Regions from separate parts of the Homo sapiens genome. Here region 2 is linked to region 1. A link is a contact called in ENCODE Hi-C or POLR2A ChIA-PET data. All regions are on one chromosome and are shown on one strand. Each heading gives the region's core, a stretch centred on a gene start or an enhancer-like site at or near the end of the contact. The rest is flanking DNA. Distances are from core to core; before and after follow the strand shown.

The links. Hi-C counts contacts between places; a loop is a spot of excess contacts on that map. ChIA-PET counts read pairs that join two places held with the same protein, here RNA polymerase II (POLR2A). Pooled maps may share reads with other maps.
Region 2: a loop to region 1 is called in a pooled map, with 2.8 times the contacts of the local background. The contact joins the promoter of HIGD1A here to the enhancer-like site in region 1. A Hi-C loop is called at or near these places in 1 of 37 single-sample maps with no recorded cell type and 8 of 50 pooled maps. POLR2A ChIA-PET finds 5 or more read pairs at or near these places in 3 of 52 experiments (activated CD4-positive, alpha-beta T cell, activated naive CD8-positive, alpha-beta T cell and endothelial cell of umbilical vein).

The regions. Positions count from the first base shown.
Region 1 is chr3:42,017,912-42,021,195 of GRCh38, forward strand. It overlaps a transcript of TRAK1 not described here. Among named protein-coding and RNA genes, the nearest start is that of ULK4, 57 kb to the left of the region's middle. Within about 2 kb of position 1,445, at least 6 of the 41 ENCODE cell types and tissues checked have a DNase peak (open chromatin) inside an H3K27ac peak, as active enhancers do.
Region 2 is chr3:42,802,766-42,805,950 of GRCh38, forward strand. It overlaps HIGD1A (HIG1 hypoxia inducible domain family member 1A), which reads right to left and starts at 1,725. Exons shown (of 4, transcript NM_014056.4): 1 at 1,671-1,725. RefSeq lists a silencer at 1,681-1,900 and an enhancer at 2,762-3,185.

The DNA.
Region 1 (3,284 bases), core at 195-2,694:
GTAGGCAGCCTGTTTGGACTTCCTTAAACACTTTTTTTTTCTTAAATAGAGACAGGTTCTTGCTATGTAACAGGTGAAGCTGGGAATAGCCCTTCCTAGAATGCTGAGGTGGGAGGATCACTTGAGCCCAGGAGTTCGAGACCAGCCTGGGCAACATAGTGAGACCTCATTGTTACAAAAAAAAAAAAAAAAAAGACAAAAGAAAAATTAGTCAGGTGTGGTGATGTGCACCTGTAGTTCCAGCTACTAGGGAGGCTGAGGTGGGAGAATCTCTTGAGCCCAAGAGATTGAGGCTGCAGTGAGCCATTATTGCACCATTGTACTCTAGCCTAGGTGACAGAGCGAGACCCCATCTAAAAAAAAAAAAAAATATTGCTGTCTGAGTCAAAAAGTGCTCTTAAGGAAAATGTACCTTGTTTTCCCTGAGGTTCTGGGGAATCCCCAGCATAAGCACATGTACCCCAGTTTGGGAATCGTGGAGCTGGATTATTTCTAGGGTCTCCTCTAGTTCCAGGACATTCAACAGGAGAGGATAGTCTATCCAGAGGAAGTGGATTTTGTACTAACATCCGACAAGGATGCTCCATCACAGTATAAATTATCCACATTTGAATGTTAAATAAGACCATGCTGTGGGTACTCAGGTGACTTTAAAAATCTTTTTTTTCTTTTAAGAAGTAGGAGAAAATAACTGTGAACATGTGGACTAAGTGGCTTGACATTTTCGAAAAGTATCTCTTTAGCATACTATTCAGAGCACTTATTGCATTCCTCCTTAATGACTAGAATTAGTTACTAGATAACATGATTATGTTGATTAAAAGATGTCACCGTCTACTAATTTATGTTGATACAGATGAACTATTAGCAAATCCTATCTTCCGTTACATAGATGCAGGTTGATTTATGTCACTTAAAATGCATATTAATGGCTGAGTGTGGTGGCTTACGCCTATAATCCCAGCACTTTGGGAGGTGGAGGCAGGTGGATTGCGAGGTCATGAGATCGAGACCATCCTGGCCAACATGGTGAAACCCCGTCTCTATTAAAAATACAAAAATTAGCTGGGCGTGCTGGTGGACGCCTGTAATCCCAGCTACTCGGGAGGCTGAGGAAGGAGAATGGCTTGAACCCGGGAAGTGGAGGTTGCATTGAGCCAAGATCGCACTACTGCACTCCAGCCTGGCAACAGAGTATTAAAAAAGAAAAAGAAAAAGAAAAAAAAAGCATATTAATTAGAATAGGGATATAGGATCTCACTTTTTTTTGTCTCTCTCCAGGATTACAGAGATAAAGCATTTATGCATATACAGAACCACGGGATTTTAGAAGTTGTCCATCAGTTCCTCTGGTTGTTTTGGTACAATAAAAAAGTGCTTTTTTTAGAGATAGAATCTCTGTTGCCTGGGCTGAAGTGCAGTGGCCTGATCATAGCTCACTGTAACCTTGAACTCCTGGACTCAAGCCATCTTCCCGCTTTGGCTTCCTGAGTAGCATGCGTGCTGCCACACTTGGCTAATTTTCTTTTCTTTTTTAAATTTTTTTGTAGAGGTGAGGTCTTGCTATGTTGCCCAGGCTGCCTTAGCTTCAAGCGATCCTTCTGCCTTGGCCTCCCGAAGTACTGGGATTACAAGCATGAGCCACTGTACCTGGCCAGGCAGTTCTTTAACATAAACAACGTGTGCTGTGGGTCTGGATTTTTTTTATGCTAACATTCTGTAAGCTCTCAGTTTTTAAGTTTTGCAAAATGTAGAACATATATGATACAACCTACTCTAGATACACAGCCTCTAGTGTAGGCTGCCTCCTTTTATTATGGGTTTCTATCAAATAATTTCCAGTTTGAGATTTGAGATGTGACCAAAGATAAAATGTCTCCTTATAATGTTAGAAGTGGTTTGGCTTCAGCTGTATTATTGAGTCAGGAATTTGGACCTTTAGGAGCAGGTAAACAATGAGAGCAGAAACTACCCTTGAATTTATGTTTGTCTGAGGACCATTGGGAAATATTTCTTGGAGAGTGGGGAAGACAAATTCCTTTGACCTCCAGAAGAATTGATTGTCCTCAGTGTGATGAGAAAATCAGGGAGAGAGTGACTGAAGACAGCTCAGCTGTTCATGCCAAAGGGACTGACGGTCCAGATTCATGGTGGAACCAGGTGGCCGTGTTCTGGCTGGAGAACAGCAGTGGGAAGAGGACAATGCTCACGAGAGGGACAATGCTGTCTCGGTTTCTGCCTGACTTTTGGTTGCTACTGTGTTCTGTGGAACAAATATTTTATATCATGTTGCATTACCATCTAAGGTTGACAAGTTAACTAGAACCTTTAATTTCTTACGCATTGAACCTTTAATTATCTTAGCTCCATTAATTTTACTTACATATACCACTTGTACTGCCAGTAACTCCTTGTAGATAACCACTCTTGTGACCTCTATTACCATAGGATAATTGTGCCTGTTTTGGGCTTCATGTAAATTGAGTCATATAGTGTGTACTTTTGTGTCTGGTCTTTTGCTCAATGTTTTGTCTGCAATGTTCATCCATTTGTTGCATGTACTAGTGCTTCATTCCTTTTTAGTGTGGGATGGTATTCCATTTTATGGTTATATCATGATTTGTTCATACATTTACCTGTGGATGGACATTTGTTTTTTTTCCAGTTGGGACTATCATGGATAAAGCTGCTATGAACTAAGTGTATAAGTACTCATTTCTATCGGGTATATGCTCAGGAGTGGATCATTGGGTCATAAGACATATGTTCAGCTTTAGTAAAAATTAAGTTTTCCAAGTGTTCATTCTTCTCTGGATTTGGTATATGAGACTTCCAGAAGAAAAAAAGATAACTCTGTAAAAGAGTATGCTACATCTTGTGTTTCTGAATACAGGGCTCCCACAGTAAACTTGGTTTGCCTGTTGGACTTCCAGTTGGGGAGTTTGGTAATCTGATATCTTAAGAGATCTAGTAAGACAGTTATAGTATCAAGGGGCATTTTTTACTTAGTGTGAGATCCAGAGGTGTGGGCCTTGCCTGCACTGAAGAATTTCAAACCTGGGAAGAAAATTGGAGGTTTACTTAAACTAAAGGGACAGATTCTTGTCATGTTCGGAAGTTGGAATTGGCAAGCTTTATACTGGAGAATTAAAAACTCAAAACAAACAAAAAACCAAACCTATGATTCAGGAATAGCATTATAATGATTTAGAGGAAAGGTGGGGAGGAGGAAAATGAGCAATTTGTTATGTGTATGACTCACTGGTGCTGTGTCTGCGAGTATT
Region 2 (3,185 bases), core at 475-2,974, 790 kb after region 1:
TCTGGTGGGGTAGGATTAGAATCCAGCTCTTCTGATAGAGAGTCCTGGGTTCTTTTGATTGACGATATATTGCCAAAGCATCAATCTTACGCTGCTGATGTAAATTAGATTAAATTGGCAGATAAGAATTCTGATTAGAAAATTTAAGAATCCATTACTCAACAGAAGCCCACGTTGTTCTCTTTGAATGATATATATAAAAAAATCATGCCTAAGGTAAACGGAATCTTCTTCAGTGACTTAACTCATCTAACAATTTCAATTGTGATTTGAAAAGACTTTTTTCACTACACCACTGCCAGACTTTCCTTCATTATCGTTTTCTCATCCACCCACAGTAGTTGTCCCAGATTTCTGTCAGAAAGTTGAATAGACGCTAAAAAAGGCACCAGTAACCAGATATTTAAAGTCAGTTTGGAGAGCACAAATTAATTCTGTACGCTTAGTAAGACACGACTGAAGACCTTTCCACAGGGAACCTAAAGAGGCATTAAGGGAAGATGAGCCGTCCAGCATCAGGAGACGTAACAGGTTGAATGAAGGATCTTTCTTCACAGTCATTTTGTCACGGGAATTACTATCTAAAGCAACGCTGGCTTCAAACTGATTTTGCATCAGTCGCCCATCAGCTTGTTTAAAATGGCTGCCAAGGCCCCAGCATGGAGATCCGGATTCAGGTGGTCTGGGGCAGAGCTCAAGGAATCTTTAAGAAGCCCCTTCAAGTGACTCTGGTGCACAAAGAGAACTCCTAGTATACAGGACTCCAAATATGTGTGTCATGCTGGAGCTTCATGACCAGGTTGTCACCGCTTCAACCTGTTAGAACTTTCCATCCAAACCTGTCTTACTCCAAAGTGCCTTTGTACTTCCGGAAGCAGGGATCCCTGTCGTGGGGATTACTCCGAAGAGGGAAATAGCTGCTTCCCACTCCGGGAATTTAAGACAAAGGCGAATATCACTGCTGCATCATGTCGGCTGCTCCTAATTCTGCCCTTACGCTGTGCTTTGTAATCTCTAACCCGCCGACTCGGCAGGAGAAAAATTTAATTCGGTCACAGAAGCACTACACAGGACCCTAGGCCTTATCACTTTCCCAGGGTGGAGGAAACACCAGGTCGGGGAGAAAAGCAAGACCAGGACTGGAAGGTCCTCTGCTAGTACGCCCTCCCCTCAACCTCCCGACCTTCCTCGCCGCCTCTCTTCCTGTGACCTTGTCGTGACTCCGTGACCGGAGCGCTCGCTCTCCTATCCCGCCTCGCCTGCCGCTTAGCCCGCTCTTCAGAATGTTCCAAGCTCCGGGGAAGCTCCCGCTCCTCGCTCCCCGCCGTCGGGCCCAGTCAACACCCTCCTGGCCCCCGTCTCTCATTACCACCCCATCAGCGAGTCTTCCCCGCTCGGCAACTCACTCCACAAGCTTCTGCTCCATCTCCTCGCTGGCTCCGTCTCCCCTCACCCGAAGGACCCTAGGCCTCGGCTCCCGACTCCTCTCATCCGCCCATGCTCGAGGCCGGGCCTGAGCCCCGGCAACTCCACCTCTCCTCCCTCATTCGAGACACGGACTCCCAGCCCCCACCCCCAAAGTCCTTTCGGCCTGGCCAAGCGCTGCCCCACTTCTTCCCGCCCCGCGGCCCGAGTCCCTGGCTCGCAGTCCCCCGGCTTGTTTCGCTTACCTAGAGCGAGAAAACCTCTCACACCCCAACCGGCTTCCGATCCCTGCAGGCGCACCCAGTCCTCCCGGCTTCTCCCCACCCACAGCCGTCCCAGCCAATCAGAGGCCAGCGGCCGCAAAAGGACGCGTGCGTGTGCGCGGCGGGTGGGGCAGTGCAGAGCGGGTCCTGGATTGGCTGGGCCGGTGAGTGCTGGCCCACTACCCCGGCTCTAGCGTACTGGCGGAGACAGACGTGAGAGCTCGGCGCCTGGGGTTCGCGCCCGGGCACTTGAGGGGCTTTGGCTCCTGGCCCAAGGACTCCTCAGATTTCTCCTGCCCTTTTCCCCTCGGGCAGCGGAGGCGAGCACCGCGAACGCCGTGTCCCGAGCGCCGCCGCCTGCGGACGCCTCACGGGCCGGGAAGGGATGCGGGTGAGGGGTTTCGGCTGCGGGTGAGGTTGTGTTCCCCGACCCACCCGGGTCCGACTGCTTGTTCTCGCCGTTCAGTAACGAGATGCAGACAGACTGGGAAAGAACGGAGTTTATTTCTGCAACAGGTTACAGGGAGAAGGTCGGAGTAACTCACCAGACCAACTCAAAATTATTAATACAAGTTTTTCTAGTGCTTAAATACATTCAGTGCATTTACAAGTCGAAAGCCAAAGTGTTTCACTCAAGCCAATCTTTAACGGTAATAGGGTCAGGTGTCTAGACAATTGCTTCAGAGCCTTGGAAATAATCTAAAGTGGGTCCTGGTACAAGGTGTGCAAGAACAACTCCATTATTTTAATTAAACTCTAGGGGTTGAAAAAGCTCAGGCGGGATCCTAATGGACTTGTCTTTACATTCTAGCCTTTCTCCTAAGGCACCAGTTTCTCCAATGTTTAACTTATACATGCATCAGAATGACAGTGAGGCGTTGGTGAGAGCTGCTCTGGTTGCTAATGGAGATCTGGCCTGCCACAGTGGGAGCAGAGCTTGCCCAGTGCGCCGGGACGACTGCGGGCTCCATCCATTCCGCTCCCAGGGCGGTTGTCGGCCAGGACCGTGAGCTGTCAGGTCCCCCGCGGGATCCTTCCTGGAGCTTACACTATAGTAGGAGGCAGCCAGTACTTGCAAGCACGGGGTCGCGGGAACTACGACCTCACCCAGGCCAGGCGACCTTTCTCTCAAGAAGGAGATGTCAGAGGCCCCTCGTGACAGCGAGCTTCCGGGGACAGGGCTCCTAATGTGTTTGTCAAGTAAATAATGAGTAATAATCCGGCCAATTGGTGGGTCAACGAAAAAAGTCAAACTCTAAGATATTTGAAGAGATTTATTCTGAACCAAATGTGAGTGACCGTGGCCCCTGACACAGCCCTCAGGAGGTCCTGAGAACATGTGCCCAAGGTGGTCCAGGCACACTTGGTTTTATACATTTTAGAGAGGCATGAGACATCAATCAAATACATTTAAGAAATACATTGGTTTGGTCCAGAAACGGGGGACAACTCAAAGGCGAGAGGGGAGGGGGCTTCCAGGCTATAGGTAAATTTAAA